3 separate regions of the Homo sapiens genome follow, and all the other regions are linked to region 1. Evidence: read pairs that join two places in POLR2A ChIA-PET (ENCODE). Cell type or tissue: MCF 10A. All regions are shown on one strand. Links, peaks and the distances in the headings refer to the core of each region. The heading gives the core; the rest is flanking DNA.

Region 1 (5,508 bases), core at 995-3,494:
AATGTAGAAGTTATGTTTAAATACAACCAATCAGGCCCTAAGTGCAAAAAAGTTCTGTCTTGGTGCTTATCACTGGTATAATTATTATTTTTTTGTTTTCCTAACTTTGCTCTTAGGAGCATGAGCCTCTTTGTAGCTTTATGGTAATGCAATATTTCTGGTCATTTACTGTCAAAAAATTTTTTTACATTGTGTTAGTGAAGACTGTGTTTTCAGGGTTAAATGATTGGTATCAATGTATATAGAGTAAAATTATTGCAAAATTTAAAAATGATTTTTCTTGGCATTCTTTTTAAATACTCTGAAACATATATGCAAATGAGAAACCTTTAATCATACTAAAGCCAGTTATGTTAAGAATTTTTCCTTTGGATTTTATAATTAAGAGTTGCTTATAAATACTTATGACATTGAGCTCTTACTGTTTTAGTTGTCTTAAAACAATGGGACATGTCATGAACTGGTTTCTTTTTTTAAAAAATTCTTGATGTGAATTCCACTGTTACCTGACCATGTATATTCAGATGAATGTACTCTTTCTTGTTCCTTGTTACCAGATTAATCTGAGAGAATGTGGATTCATCCTGTCATCTTTCTCATACTCAAATACTTAAAATGGTTCTTTTGCCCAAAAGTCTCAGAGTCTTCATTTTGGTACAGTGGAGTCACAACTTGTAAGGTGGTTAGGTTTTAAAGACCGTGCCTAAGGACAAAATTGAGCATGCTCAGAATGGTCCTTGAAAATCTCCTAAATTACCAATAAATTTCTCTTTGTAGTCTTAAAGTTTAAATCCCTGTGGAGTGATATGTAGGTATGAATATATTATGCTTATATTAAGTACAAAAATACAAACTGCATATCAAGAGATTCTTATAGCATTAATAATTTCCATGCATGTGTCTTTTTCCAGTAGGTATGGTTGAATTTATGTAAATTTATTGCTAATCCCATCCCTTACGATCTAGAGTATAAGCTGCGCAAGGGCAGAAGTTTTTATCTGGTTTGTTCATGGATGTATTCTAAGAGCTGAGAACAGGGCCTGGACACAATAAGCATTCAATAAATATTTACTGAATGAATGAACTCCTACCTATATTCCTATTTATAATTTGGCTCCACTTTATCCTACTTTAGCTCCCATTCAATTCAATAAAAAAAACATTTTTTTGAACACATAGCAATTTTGTGTGAGCAGTTTTGTTGGGCACTGGTAGTGGGAGGGGATACAAAGATGAATAAGATACAGCTGTGTCCTTAAGAAAAGGGAAACCTAGTTGGGGAAACAGACATGTAAGCAACTTTCACTGAAGATGGAATGAAGTAAGTGCCATGGAAGGGGCATATGTGCCATGGAAGGGGCATATGTACCATGCTGGGGAAGACAGAAAAAGGAGCCCTTAGTCCTGGTGGAGGGCTTTGGAAGGGAAAGGAAGAACCTGGTAAACTAGGCTCACAAAGACCAAGAGATTGTCAGTAAGTGGAAGGTGTTGGGAAAAGGGAACAGCAGAGGTGTGCCCCTTCCTGCTCCTGGATATTTCCCTTGTCTGTCCAAACCTTTCTTTACTTCTTCCCACTCACCTCCCCTCTCCCACGCCCACCCCCACCAATCTAAATTATACTTTGCTCAATCCTGCCTGCATCAGAAATGTTTCCAATACACAGCTCTATTATTTCTAAACTCTACAAGAGTTACTGTCTTTTCCATATGCTTAACTATATTTTGTCTTGTTCTCTTAAATGTTGTCTTGATACCATAAGAAAATAGAGAAACTGGGTTTAAGTTCAAAGACTGTCGTGTAACATTTCTTTTGAATTCTCACTGACCTAGGTCAGTGACTACATGGTAGATTCCTAGTAAAGTATTAACTGAATTGAGTGATTTTTGAATTATAGTACTGAGTCATGCACGAGTTGCCTAGCAGACCAACTCTGTCTTTTACCCTCTTCCCAAGAGGTTTCTCAACCAGACTTGTCAAGGCTTAGCCTGTCTGAGTGAGATCTGCTCTGTCTTACTCAAATATGGCATGGGCCATGTCCATGATGTGGAAAGCACTCCAGAGTAGTTGTTATACACATGTAAGTTCTTGTTATTACAGTGTGGAAATTGAGCCATTCGTCTTCTTCCTTGTGTCCTGATACGAAATCATGAGTCAGTTATAGCTTTCATCTCAGAGCATTACCCAGAGACATAAAAGCTCTCTCCATTTGTATAAACGGAGTTATTGAGATAATGTATAAATTTTATACAATTTGCACAAGATTACTAGATCAGTCACTGACCCAGAAAGAAAACTGAAGGTATTTTGAGAGCCAGAACAGTTATAGTTCAATACTGACCATACCACTGTTTGTTTGAAAGCATTTTTTCCTTTGATTTTTATATTGCCTTCTTTTAGAAAACGTTAAACTATATCTTTTTTTTTTTTTTTAGTAGAGACGGGGTTTCACCATGTTAGCCAGGTTGGTCTCGATCTCCTGACCTCGTGATCCGCCCGCCTCAGCCTCCCAAAGTGCTGGGATTACAGGCGTGAGCCACCGCGCCCGGCCTGAAAACGTTAAACTGTATCTTAACTGTCCAATAAAGACAGCAGTACAGTTTGGCAAGAATTCTAATGGAGACAAAATTGACCAATCAGTTCAATAAAGCTGTTATTTAAAAAATGACCAAGCATATTGATAGAGCCACTTGTACCTGGATTTCCTCCCTTGAAGAGTAGCTTTTTGGGGAAAAAGTATGTGCCTGAAAGATTAATGCAGAGAAAGCTGCCTCCGATATGTTTCACTTAATCACTATAATATTTCACAATAACTATTATATGCTTTCTACAGTGAAGGGAAGGAGGGATTAAGAAATCTACCCAGATTTGCAGTGTCAGGGCTGGAATTTAATCTAGGCTTATCTAAAAGTGTATCTTTTTACTTGTATGCAGTGTAAGGAGGAGGTCCAACTTCATTCTTTTGCATGTGGCTATTTGGTTATGCCAGCACCATTAGTTGACCATTAAATGGTCTTGGCACACTTGTCAAAAAACAATTGACCATATGCTTGCATATGGGGTTTTTTGTTTTAAAAAGTAATTTTTAAAAACTCAATTGACCATAGATATGAGTTTCTGAACTTGCATTTCTAGCTATTTATCTATCTTTTTGCTAATATCACACTGTCTTGATTACTACTGCTTTGTAGTAAGTTACTTTTTTTTTTGAGACCGACTCTCACTCTGTCACCCAGGCTGGAGTGCAGTGGCACATTCTCGGCTCACTGCAACCTCCGCCTCCCGGGTTCAAGCAATTCTCCTGCCTCAGCCTCCTGAGTAGCTGGGACTACAGGTGTGTGCCACCATCCCCAGCTAATTTTTTTTTTTTTTTTTTTTTTTTAGTAGAGATGGGGTTTCGCTGTTGGTCAGGCTGGTCTCAAACTCCTGACCTCAAGTGATCCGTCTGCCTTGGCTTCCCAAAGTGCTGGGATTACAGGCATGAACCAGCCTGTAGTAAGTTCTGAAATTGGAAAGTGTGAGTCCTCCAAATACGCTCTTCATTTTCAAGATTGTTTTATCCTGTTCTGGGTTCCTTATACCCCCATATAATTTTTTTTTTTTTTCAGACAGGGTCTGGTTCTATTGCCCAGGCTGGAGCGCAGTGGCACAATCTCGGCTCACTGCAACCTCTGCCTTCTGGGCTCAAGCAGTCCTCCCGCCTCAGCCTCCTGATGGCTGGAACTACAGGTGCACACCACCACACCAGATAATTTTTGTACTTTTGTAACTCCAATGCCTGCTCTTTCCACTGAGCTTTTGCTTTTAAAACTGAAATGCCAGGGAGTGGGTGGTATGTATTTGAAAAAGAATCCTAGTGTAAATTGGTGAATGGAAATTAGACTAGATAATTCTACTGGCAGTGAAATTGGATGATCACCTTAAAGTCTTCTTTGAAACTTTGGATGGATTTAATTAGTATTGCTAGAAGTAACTATTTGACAAGATTGGTTGGTCTCACTCTGTCATGTAGGCTGGAGTGCAGTGGCGTGATCACTGTTCTCTGTAGCCCCAACCTCTCGGGCTCAAGTAATTCTCCCACCTCAGCCTCCAGAGTAGCTGGGACAACAGGTACATGCCACCACACCTGGCTAATTTTTTATTTATTTTATTTTTTGAGACGGGGTCTTACCCAGCCTGTGCAGTGGCATCATCTTGGCTCACTGAAGCCTCCACCTGGGTTCAAGTGATCCTCCTGCCTCAGCCTCCCAAGTAGCTGGGACCACAGGCACGTGCCATCACAGCCGGCTAGTACATTCTATTTTTGGTAGAGACAGGGTTTTGCCATGATGCCCAGGCTGGTCTTGAACTCTTGAGCTCAAGCGATCCACCTGCCTTGGCCTCCCAAATAATTTCTTATTTATTGTGGCGATGGAGTCTTGCTGTTTTGCCCAGGCTGGTCTAAAAGTACTGGGCTCATGCAAACCTCCTGCCTTGGTTTCCCAAATTGTTGTGATTACAGCCATGAGCCACTGCACCTGGCTGACAATATAAGTTCTTAGAAAATTTTATACCTCTGGTAACATATAAGTAAATACTTGTGCTACCTTTTTAAAAATGAAGTGATAGAGTCAAAGACCTGCAAATCACATATTTAAAAATTTTTTTTTAAATGAGGTACAGTTTACAAACTGTAATGCACAGATCTTCAGTCAGACAAGTTTTAACAAATGCTTAGTAAATCCATGTAACTCACACTCCAAACAGTAGAACATATCTGTCGCCCCCTAAAAGTTTCCTGGTGCCTCTTTCCTGTCATCGCTCTCCAAAGGCCACCACTGTGCTTTGATTTCCATTACCAGATATTAGTTTTGCTGTCAAATGGTATATTCTGCATACCGGATATTAGTTTTGCTGTCAAATGGTATATTCTGCATAAAAGAAAAGCAAGTGTTAAACCATACTGCATAGTTACTCAATTTAACAAGCACAGCTGTTAAGGTGGAATCTATCCTCTCATATATTCCCAAAAACTTAAAACTCTTTTTTAAATTTTAGTTTTAGATTTGGGGGTGCATATGCAGGTTTGTTACAAGGGTAATTGCATGTTGCTGAGGTTTGGGCTTCTATTGATCCTGTCACCTAGATAATGAACATAGTACTGAGAGGTGACAGCGTGCTGGCAGCCCTCACAGCCCTCGCTGGCTCTCAGCACCTCCTCTGCCTGGGCTCCCACTTTGGCGGCACTTAAGGAGCTCTTCAGCCCGCTGCTGCACTGTGGGAGCCCCTTCCTGGGCTGGGCTGGCTGAGGCTGGAGCTGGCTCCCTCAGCTTGCGGGGAGGTGTGGAGGGAGAGGCGCTGGCGGGAACCGGGGCTGCGCACGGTGCTTGCGGGCCAGCACGAGTTCCGGGTGGGTGTGGGCTCGGCGGGCCCGCACTCGGAGCGGCCGGTGGGCCCTGCCGGCCCCGGGCAATGAGGGGCTTAGCACCTGGGCCAGCAGCTGCAGAAGGTGTGCTGGGTCCCCCAGCAGTG
Region 2 (5,508 bases), core at 1,227-3,726, 59 kb after region 1:
CTTGTGGGAAAATAGTATGGCAGTCCCTCAAAAAAGTAAATGTAAAATTACTATATGATCCACTTCTGGGTGTGAATATATAAAAGCACTGAAAGCAGGAACTCAAATAGATATTTGTTTACTGACGTTTTTAGCAGCATTATTCACTGTAGGCAAAAGGTGGAAATAATGTTAATGTCTACTGACGAATGGATAAACAAAATATGATATATACATATAATGGAATACTATTAAGCCTTAGAAAGGAAGGAAATTCTGACACATGCTACAACATGGATGAACTGTAAGAACATATGCTCAGTGAAATAAGCCAGACACAAAAGGGCAAATATTGTATGCTTCCACTCATATGAGGTACCTGGAAAAGCCAAATTTATAGAAAGAGGAAGTAGACAGGTGGTTGTCAGGGGTTTGGGAAGGGAAAAAATGGGAGTTCATGTTTGATGAGTAAAGAGTTTCATTCAGGAAGATGAAAACGTTTTGCAGATGGATGGTGGGGATGGTTGCAGGACAATATGAATGTACTTAATGCCACTGAATTGCACATTTAAAAATGGTTAAATTGTAACCCACGCAATTTCCTCCACAGCCTACAGTCTTAACCACAGTATTATAGCTGCCTTTCTGGTGTGCGTCTTCTTACAGATTTACAACTAACATTAATGTGGTGGGTGCCCTGGCAAATCCACTGAGATGTCCTCTTCAGCCTGACTATATAGAGGTCCAGTCTGACTTGCGCCTGCTCAGTCTTTTGGCTTTGTCTTCTGGATCCCAGGAGCCTGAGGCAGGAGAATCACATGAACCCGTGAGGCGGAGGTTGCAGTGAGCCGAGATCGCGTCACTGCACTCCAGCCTGGGCGACAGAGCGAGATGCCATCTCAAAAAAAAATTAAATGTGATAGTAGATATTGAGCATCTTGTAGACTTTTTGCTAAACATAGCTTTTAAATACACACATTTATTTTTACTCCTGCTGAAACCCTGCCAAAATGACAATAAAGAAATACAAAAAGGCATGCATGCCCAAGCCCAAGTAAAATGGGAAAAGTAGAAAACAGTGAAGAAAAAAAAAAAAAAAAAAGATGTCACCAAAGTGTTAGAGAATAGAAATTGAATGGAAGCAGAGCAGATACTGAATTAGTACTCACTGTTCCACTCTGACATGACCCCACTGATTATTTACAGGCAGTGTCTGTTCTGTGCTCCTGCACCCCTTGTAATTAAATATTTTCGTGGTCACCCCTCAACAGAGGAATGGTAATTGAGTTCGCAAGTTGAAACCTAAACCTAAGAAAGCTAAACCTAACTGCCTGAGGAGAGGGATGCCAAAGAGAGGGAACCAATTTGTTCCAGAGAGCACCGGGCAAGTTCAGGATTTGGTATCACCAAACATCATGCAGAGTTGGAGTGAGGAGGAAAGGCTCAAAACAGGGAGATTTAGATTCAGAATCAGAATTCTTATCTGCAACTCTGAAGTCAAATAAGACAATGAAACAACTCTTTCAAACTGTAGGAGAAAATGTTTTCCAATGAGGTATTCAGTATCAATTAAACTATTAATCAAAACATTTTTAGATATGAAAGGTCTCACAATTTTACTTTCTATGTTCTGTTTCTCATTAAGTTACCAGATAATGTGTCCTATGAAAATGGGAGACAGAGAGAGAAAGAGAGAGAAACAAATTTCTGTTGTTTTAAACAATCCAGTCTGTGGTACTTTGTGTTATGGCAACCCTGCAAACTAATACAACAGGGTTAGCAAACAAGCCTCAAAGTTTCATTTGCAGAGCATATCTTATTCTTTAGACTGTATATTTAGTTGGAAGCTTTGATAAGAGGATGATGGAGATTTTAGGAATGATTTAAGCCTCCCGAAACTGTCACTTGGTATTACCACTGGCTAGATCCCAAACTGGATGAGTCCAGTGAAATGAATGTGTTTTAAAGTTATTTCACATGCATAAGCTTGTTATGCAATATATTTTAGGGCAGTAACATCTCTACACCACTGTGTAGTAAAGACCTTGAGTGTTTCTCTATTTCATCAAAGAGGCAGATATGAAGCCAAGAGAAGTAGGTCTGTGAGCCCATACTTCTAATAAAGCTTAATAAGACTGGCTACAGTAAGACATCACTCATTGATATCTCATGTCTCTGTTTTAGGTCTGAATTTTTGATACTTAAAATAAAATGATTTAATGTCTTTTTCTACCTCATTATTTGCTTTTAAATTTACCAATTCTCCTTAGCCTAATTTCTTTTAGCTGTCCTGGAAAGACCTCTTTCAATAACTCACAGAAAAGCATCAGCCCCATCACCGCCACAAAAAATAACAAATTAAGATTTCAGAATTATCACTTGGTAATTTACTTGAATTTTTTATTGTTTTGTTTTTTACGATGAATATTCGTTTGTTTTTGTAGATGCCATAAGCTCAAATTCTACTTCCAAAATATGTTTCAATTTGCCCAGGTCTTTTCATCTCTACCCTAATGCATGTCCATCTCTCTGAAGATTTACTACAGGAGCTTCTTCTGTTCTCTTTCTTTTCTTTTTTTCTTTTCTTTTCTTTCTTTCTTTTCTTTCTTTTCTTTCTTTTTTTTTTTTTTTTTTTTTGAGAAGGAGTCTTGCTCTGTCGCCGAGGCTGGAGTGCAATGGCGCAATCTCGGCTCACTGCAACCTCCGCCTCCCGGGTTCAAGTGATTCTCCTGCCTCAGCCTGCCGAGTAGCTGGGATTACAGGCACCTGCTATGATTTCCAGCTAATTTTTGTATTTTTTTTTAGATGGAGTCTCACTCTGTCCCCTGTCTGGAGTGCAGTGGTGCAATGTCGGCTCACTGCAACCTCCAACTCCCTGGTGTAAGTGATTCTCCTGCCTCAGCCTCCTGAGTAGGTGGGATTACAGGAACGCACCACCACGCCCAGCTAATTTTTGTATTTTTAGTAGAGACGGGGTTTCACCATGTTGGCCAGGATGGTCTCGAACTCCCGACCTCAGGTGATTCACCCACCTCGGCTTCCCAAAATACTGGGATTACAGGCATTAGCTACCGTGCCCAGCCCCTTCCCCTTTTATATTTGCATTCCCTCCACAGAAAATAATGAACCATATGACTCTACTTCCTAAAAGTATTCATCAAGCGCACATGCTTAATGTGGCCTACTAGGCTGTCTTTTTTTTTTTTTTTTTTTTCTGATAAGGAGTCTTCCTCTGTCGCCCAGGCTGGAGTGCAGTGCCGCGATCTCGGCTCACTGCAAGCTCCGCCTCCCGGGTTCACGCCATTTTCCTACCTCAGCCTCCCGAGGAGCTGGGACTACAGGTGCCCGCCACCAGGCCCGGCTAATTTTTTGTATTTTTAGTAGAGACAGGGTTTCACCGGGTTAGCCAGGATGGTCTCCATCTCCTGACCTCGTGATCCGTCCACCTCGGCCTCCCAAAGTGTTGGGATTACAGGCCTTAGCTACCGCGCCCAGCCCTTTCCCCTTTTATATTTGCATTCCCTCCACAGAAAATAATGAATCACATGACTCTACTTCCTAAAACTATTCATCAGGCGCACATGCTTAATGTGGCCTACTAGGCTGTTCTTCATTGGACTCCAGCCATCCTCCCCTCCTACCACTATTCTTTTCAAACACTGTACTCTAGTCACATGGTCTCAGGTTCTTCAATACACCAAGCTGTTTCCTCCTCAGGGCCTCTGCACATGCTGTTCCTCTTACCTACCATGCTCTTTTCTCCACTGTTTAGTCTCTTCTATAATTATAGTTACATTTCACTTGTTTTGTCTATAGGTTAGAAAAGTTAAAAGCCAATAAATAGCGTTTAAGAAATTATTTTGTGCATATGAGTCATTATAAAAACAAGTAGTGGTCGGGCGCGGAGGCGCAGGTCTCTAATCCCAGCACTTTGGTAGGCCCAGGCGGGTGGATCACAAGGTCAGAAGATCGAGACCATCCTGACGGTGAAACCCCATCTCTACGAAAAATACAAAACGTTAGTTGGGCGTAATGGCGGGCGCCTGTAGTCCCAGCTACTCGGGAGGCTGAGGCAGGAGAATGGCGTGAACTCGGCTCTTGCAGTGAGCCGAGATCGCGCCATTGCACTCCAGCCTGGACGACAGAGCGAGACTCCACCTCAAAAAAAAAAAAAAAGGTAGTAAGATTGGACCCTTTAAATAAATAAAAATTCCACTCTGCCCGGGGCGGTGGCTCACGCCTGTAATCCCAGCACTTTGGGAGGCCGAGGCGGGCAGATCACAAGGTCAGGAGATTGAGACCATCCCGGCCAACACGGTGAAAACCCGTCTCTCCTAAAAATACAAAAAAATAAGCCGGGCGTGGTGGCGGGAGCCTGTGGTCCCAGCTACTGGGCAGGAGAATGGCGTGAACCCGGTAGGCGGAGTTTGCAGTGAGCGGTGATCGCGCCACTGCATCCAACCTGGGCGACAGAGCGAGACTCCGTCTTAAAAAAAAAAAAATTCCACTGTTAAGTATTTACCCAAGAGAAATAAAAGCGTATGTCCACAAAAAGACTTGTACTTAAATATTCATAGGGCTATATTCCTAATAGCCCCAAGTTGTAAACAACCCAAATTCTGTCAGCTGAAGAATGGATAAACAAAGTGTACTATATTGTACAGTGTACTATTAGTCAACAAAGCAAGAGAACCTTGAATACATGCAACAATGTGAGCCTCCAACATAATATATTGAACAAAAGAAGCTAGATAATATGTTAATAGAAGAGTGCTTATGGTACGATTTTTTTTTTTTTTTTTTTTTTTTTTTGAGATGGAGTCTTTCCCTGTCATCCAGGTTGGAGTGTAATGGCATGATCTTGGCTCACTGCAACCTCTGCCTCCTGGGTTCAAACGATTCTCCTGCCTCAGCCTCCCAAGTAACTGAGATTACAGGTGCCTGCCACCATGTCCGGCTAATTTTTGTCTTTTTAGTAGAGATGGGGTTTCACCATGTTGGCCAGGCTGCTCTCGAACTCCTGACCTCGTGATCTGCCCGCCTCAGCATCCCAAAGTGGTGGGATTACAGGTGTGAGCCACCACTCTGGGCCATGATATGATTCTATCTACGTAAAGTTAAAAGGCAAGCAAACCAATCTATAGCTATGGAAATCAGAACAACTATTGCCTCTGGGTGTGTGTGTGTAGGGTGTGGGCATTGGCAAGAAAGGGCGCAAGGGAGCTTCCAGGGGGGATGCCAATGCTCTGTATCCTGCTTTGGGTTACGAAGGTGTATACATTTGTCAAAACTCATTAAACTGTAAACTGAAGATCTGTGCTTTTTATTGTGTGTGAAATATATCTCAAAGAATAACATAATCTTATGTTTTTGTAACTTGGCTGCTCAAAAAAGACAGTTTCAAGAATCAAGTCCAATGAATCATTTTATTTTCTTTCTAGCTTCCTTCACTTCTCCTGGATCATACTCAAAGCTCATGTATGTTATTAATGAGAGAGGTTATCACACATGCCTCTCTATAGGACTCTT
Region 3 (5,508 bases), core at 1,671-4,170, 66 kb after region 1:
CACTACTCTTTAGTAGGTGATATTGTATTTTTGTGTTTTCTTCTAGTCTAAACACTCTCTTTAACAAGACTTTTAGGTGAATTTTCTGTTGGCATAATATCTGTTAAAGCAGCTTCTAACACCCAACAAGCTGGGAATAATTCTACAGTCCTGCATCACTCTGCATTTAGGTGGAAAGTTGAACCTCAGAGATAAATTATTAATACCTGTAAATAAAATTTCATGACAATTTTCAAGATTCTGCATTTCCACAACTGCTGATCAGTGACTGTGTAGCTTGCTGAAGTAAAGGAAGGCAAACATTGTGGGTAAGAGAACCTCTCCATAGCTCTCCAGAAGGAGCCGAAGGGTCGTCCATCCTAACTCACTGTTTAGTAAGAAAATTGAGCCCCAGAAAGGTTACAGAGCTAATAAGTGTTAGAGCTCAGACTCGAGCCAAGGTCTTAAAAAATAAAACTTAAAATTTTAAATAACGTGAGACTTATGGAAAAGTTACAAAAATAGTGCAGAGACTTTATGTATAACCTTCACCCAGCTTTCCCTAATGTTAATAATTATGCAGCCATAGTTAAATGATCAAAACCAGAAAATTAACTTAATTCACACTGGTACAATACTATTAAATTACAGACCTAATTTGAATTTTATGAGTTTTCTCCCTTGTGTCTTTTTTTTTTTTTTCTGTATGTTCTGATTCAGAATCCCATGTTGCATTTAGGTACCACTTGTCCGACTTCTCCAATCTGAGAGATTGTCTCACACTCTGCCTTCTATGACCTTGACCCTTTTGAAGAGTCAGGGTCAGCATTTTGGGAGGCCGGGGTGGGTGGATCACCTGAGGTCAGGAGTTAAAGACCAGCCTGACCAACGTGATGAAACCCCATCTCTATTAAAAATACAAAACAATTAGCTGGGCATGGTGGCAAATGCCTGTAATCCCAGCTACTCGGGAGGTCGAGGCAGAAGAATCGCTTGAACCAGGAGGCAGAGATTGTAGTGAGCCAAGATGTTGCCACTGCACTCCAGCCTGGGCGATGAGTGAGACTCTGTCTCAAAAAAAAAAAAAAAAAAAAAAAAAGATTTAAAAAAAAACACTGGCATCTGGCAGGTCTCTCCACTGTACACCTACTATGTTTTCTTTTGTGATTGACAGATATCTTGGAGGAGATACACTGAGACTATGCTAATATCCTGTTTTACCTCAAACTTTCACCCAATGATTTTAGACTACCAGTAGATCTTGTCTGCAACAATTATTATTGTGCTGTCCACCCAACAGTGACTTTGTATTTTCCTCATTTCTCCTGCATTCATTAATTACAATTCTCCTGTAAGGTAGAAGTATCACTTCTCCCCCATTTATTTATGTATTTATTCATTCACTTATTTATTTATGCTGATATATATGGACTGATGGATATTTATTTTATTCCACTAGTTTAGAATCAAATATTGTCATTATTTTCTTGGTCAAACTGTTCCGACTTTGGCCATTGGAAACTCCAATGGTGGGCTCTTCATCCTTTTGACTCTGTCATTGGGGAGTAGCTGTTGTTGTTTTGAGTCCTTCTTTATTTTCTGATATCACAAGATTTTCATGCTCAATTAGATTTTCCCTGACCCAGACCTGGAATCAACCACTTTTCCAAGGAACTCTATGAACCAAGACCTTCTAATGTAAACCTCTTGTGCTCCTTCCATTGGCTCACGTTATATCTGAAACAATTTAGACTTGAACCCTGTACAAAGTTTTTCAAAAATATACTGCAAAGACAGGTGGAGTCTGTACTTGTTGAGCTTGTTCCAGTCGTCAAACATAGTTTATGTTACTCCCAGTGCTCCTCTGTCCACCCTATTTGTACCACCAGCATGATCCAGACATGAGGAAGATGAGAAGCTAATGGAAGTAGATTAAAGCGTAGACAAGGGTATAGATGTAAACAGAGATGATGTGGATACAGATGACGAGATGGATAGGGAGGCTGGGAGAATCTCTAGATGGAACTCAAATATGCACAGCTAAATTCTTTTTTCTTCATCACTATGCAAATAAAAAACACAAAGCTTTTAAAAGCAAGTCCAGAATTTTTGAAGTTTACATTTTTCTGCCTCTTTTGACTCTGCCTGTAGGGAAAGTGCTCTCTGTGACTTCAACTTTTCTTCTCTCTCTCCCCCCACCTCAAGTTGCCTCTGTCAGCTGTCTGGGCTGGTTTATGGGGTCATGGCAAACCTGCTTCTCCATGAGTCTCACACACTCACTGGGTGTGTATTATTATATGCCCTGTGTTAGGGATGAATAAAATTAAACACATGAATGTTAGATAAGAACCGAGTTAAATTCACGGAAATTAAGAGAAAGACTGGAAACAAACAAAAAACTCTAGATTTCCAATCTTTCCATAAATAATAGGACTTTACAAAAAAAAAAAACCTAGAAGAACTATTCCAAATAGATGAGTATGAAATGTCTGCAGTAAGTCCTATCTTCCATTTCAGAATCCAAGAACACTCGAGAGTAACAACTGCACAGTTTCCTGGGGTATGTTATGAGTACAGGATTGTTTCTCTGCTTTATGCACAGTAATTCCATACATTTTCTATAAAGATGACACTATACTTTTTCTATATCCTTGTCAGTGTGTGTGCATGTATGTGCATGGTGTGTGTCTTTGACAGAGATAGAGGAAAAGGGGGAAAGAGAGAGAGATAATGTACTAGTTTCTTATTTTTACAGGAAATTTAAGACATGTCAGCACAAATCTAGACTGAGACTGACTCATTCGGCAGGAAGAATATGTCTACATGCCAGAGTAAGCAGAAAATGGGGTGAGATCTCAAGAAAAGGGAGTGGGAAGGCAGTTTACAATTTAAGATATGAATAGAGGTGGCTTATTAAAATTATTTTCAGCCGGGAAGAGGTGGGTGGCTCACACCTGCATTTTGGGAGGCCAAGACGGGTGGATCACAAGGTCAGGAGATCAAGACCATCCTGGCTAACACTGTGAAACCCCGTCTCTACTAAAAATACAAAAGAACTTAGCTGAGCTTGGTGGCGAGCACCTGTAGTCCCAGCTACTTGGGAGGCTGAGGCAGAATGGCGTGAACCTGGGAGGTGGAGCTTGCAATGAGCCAAGATGGCGCCACTGCACTCCCCCTTGGGCAACAGAGCGAGACTCCGTCTCAAAAAACAAAAATTATTTTCAATTTCTCCTAGTCATGTTGAATTTTTATCCTGACTTCCACAGTGCTTTTTTCAAACTATCTAGAAAATTTCCTCCTCCCGTTTGATTCCAACAATCATTGAGCCATTAAGTCTAACGTATTCTACCTTCTCTACATCTTGTGCACTCATCTCCTCCTTTCTATTCCCACAGGTACCCACCTGATCTCAGCTCACTGCAACCTCTGCCTCCCGGGTTCAAGAGATTCTCCTGCCTCAGCCTCCTGAATAGCTGGGATTACAGGTGCGTGCCACCTCGCCCAGCTAATTTTTGTATTTTTAGTAGAGTTGGGGTTTCACCATGTTGGTCAGGAAGGTCTCAAACCCCTGACCTCGTGAACCGCCCTCCTCGGCCTCCCAAAGTGTTGGGATTATAGGCGTGAGCCTCAGCGCCCGGCCTTATTTTTGGTTTTGTTTTTGTTTCCTTCAAGCGAACTCCCTCACCAAGTGTTGTCTGGACTGCTATAGTCTTATTCTCATTCTGGACTGCCTCTGAATTATTCACCCCTTGAAACTCATCCTAAGCATGTTCTCTTACTCAATAAGAGCCAGCTGTTTCTCTCTTCGTGCAGCCAGCAAACCTTGTGTTAACCCATTCTATAATTCTGCCCTGAACGTATTCTAATTAATAGTTTACATACTTTTCTCCCCTACTTGACGGAGACTGTGAGCTTCTTGAGGAGTGGGGATTGTGTCCTTATTTTTGTATCCCAATGCCTAACAGTGTCGGGCAAACTAAGTGTTTGGTCAATGAATAAAAAAATGAACATATAGGTGGAGGGTTGTGGCTCACGCCTGTAATCCCAGCACTTTGGGAGGCCGAGGTAGGCGGATCACGAGGTCAGGAGATCGAGACCATCTTGGCTAACACGGTGAAACCCCGTCTCTACTAAAAATACAAAAACTTAGCCGGGCTGTGGTGGGGGTGGGGGGGGGCGCCTGTAGTCCCAGCTACTTGGAGGCTGAGGCAGGAGAATCACTTGAACCCGGGAGGCGGAGCTTGCAGTGATCCGAGATGACGCCACTGCACTCCAGCCTGGGCGACAGAGCAAGACTCCATCTCAAAAGAAAAAAAAAGGAACATATAAGTGGGTGAATAAATGAAAAAATCTACTCAGTACACTGATGAAATATTAACTAGTAAACTACTCACCATCAATCCCAGCAAACGTTTCTCCCTGGGGCCAACAATGTATTACATGGAAGATCGTCTCCCTTAAGAAGAGTCTTACAAGCTGTAGTTTCTCTTCTACAAATAAATTATGTTTTTCAAAATATCAAGAGTTATGCTTCATTTTTGAAGAAATTTATAGTTATTGGGCCTCATATCTCCATCTAGTGAAGCAAATTGGTAATACACCAATTAAGATACCCGGGTATGAATATAAGAAACACAGTTGTGAAAAAATTATTTATAGAAAATTATCCTTCCTTTTCCAAGGTTCAAAAACCTTGAATTGTATCTACTTTATATTTTCTGGAGTTCAGCAAGTTCTTTCTTTTCCGGATAGCCTATTTCTAAATATCTGGACAGTGTCATGCTATTGGAAAATATATGGGTGTATAGAAAACTTACGATTAGCTTGTTTTTCACCACTTTTAAATCAAAGAACCATTGATATTTGTTAACATGAATGTTATTTAGATATGTTATAGAATAATATGAATAAAATTTTTGTAAATTATGCTAACAATCCTACCAATTTAACAAATATTTATAAAGGATTTTCTATTTTTGCTTTTTGTTTTGTTTTGTTTTGAGATGGAGTCTCACTCTGTCACCCAGGCTGAAGTGCAATGGCGCGATCTCGGCTCACTGCAACCTCCGCCTCCCGGGTTCAAGTGATTCTCCTGCCTCAGCCTCCTGAGTAGCTGGGATTACAGGTGCCCCCCACCGTGCCTGGCTAATTTTTGTATTTTTAGTAGAGATGGGGTTTCACCATGTTGGTCAGGCTGGTCTCAAACTCCTGACCTCGTGAACAATCCACCTTGGTCTCCTAATGTGCTGGGATTACAGGGGTGAGCTCCTGCGTCCGGCCTCTTTTTTGTTTTTGTTTCCTTCAACATTTATTTTAAGTTCTGGAGTACATGTGCAGGATGTGCAGTTTCGTTACATTGGTAAATGTGTGCCATGGTGGTTTGCTGCACAGATCAACCCATCACCTTGGTATTAAGCCCAGCATCCATTATCTGTTCTTCCTGATGCTCTCCCTCCCTGCATCAGGCCCTCCCCGCAACAGGCCTCAGTGTGTTTTGTTCCCTGCCATGTGTCCATGTGATCTCACCAT

The links. ChIA-PET counts read pairs that join two places held together with the same protein. Peaks named below come from ENCODE experiments on the same cell type or tissue, not always from the same donor. Only the 100,000 strongest peaks of a DNase experiment are listed, where the experiment ranks them.
Region 2: POLR2A ChIA-PET joins it to region 1 with 11 read pairs; 3 of 35 experiments call an interaction of 5 or more read pairs at or near these places.
Region 3: POLR2A ChIA-PET joins it to region 1 with 11 read pairs; 3 of 35 experiments call an interaction of 5 or more read pairs at or near these places.

What each region holds. Positions count from the first base shown.
Region 1 is chr13:52,408,276-52,413,783 of GRCh38, reverse strand. It overlaps VPS36 (vacuolar protein sorting 36 homolog), which reads left to right. Exons shown (of 14, transcript NM_016075.4): 14 at 1-1,178. Among named protein-coding and RNA genes, the nearest start is that of THSD1, 4.9 kb to the right of the region's middle. In MCF 10A, for the core only: no CTCF peak of the experiment used is centred there; a DNase peak (open chromatin) is centred at 2,013.
Region 2 is chr13:52,349,750-52,355,257 of GRCh38, reverse strand. No RefSeq gene overlaps it. Among named protein-coding and RNA genes, the nearest start is that of LINC02333, 18 kb to the right of the region's middle. In MCF 10A, for the core only: no CTCF peak of the experiment used is centred there; no DNase peak of the experiment used is centred there.
Region 3 is chr13:52,342,527-52,348,034 of GRCh38, reverse strand. It overlaps LOC105370207 (a long non-coding RNA gene), which reads left to right. Exons shown (of 3, transcript XR_007063810.1): 2 at 2,735-2,810; 3 at 3,375-3,464. Among named protein-coding and RNA genes, the nearest start is that of LINC02333, 11 kb to the right of the region's middle. In MCF 10A, for the core only: no CTCF peak of the experiment used is centred there; no DNase peak of the experiment used is centred there.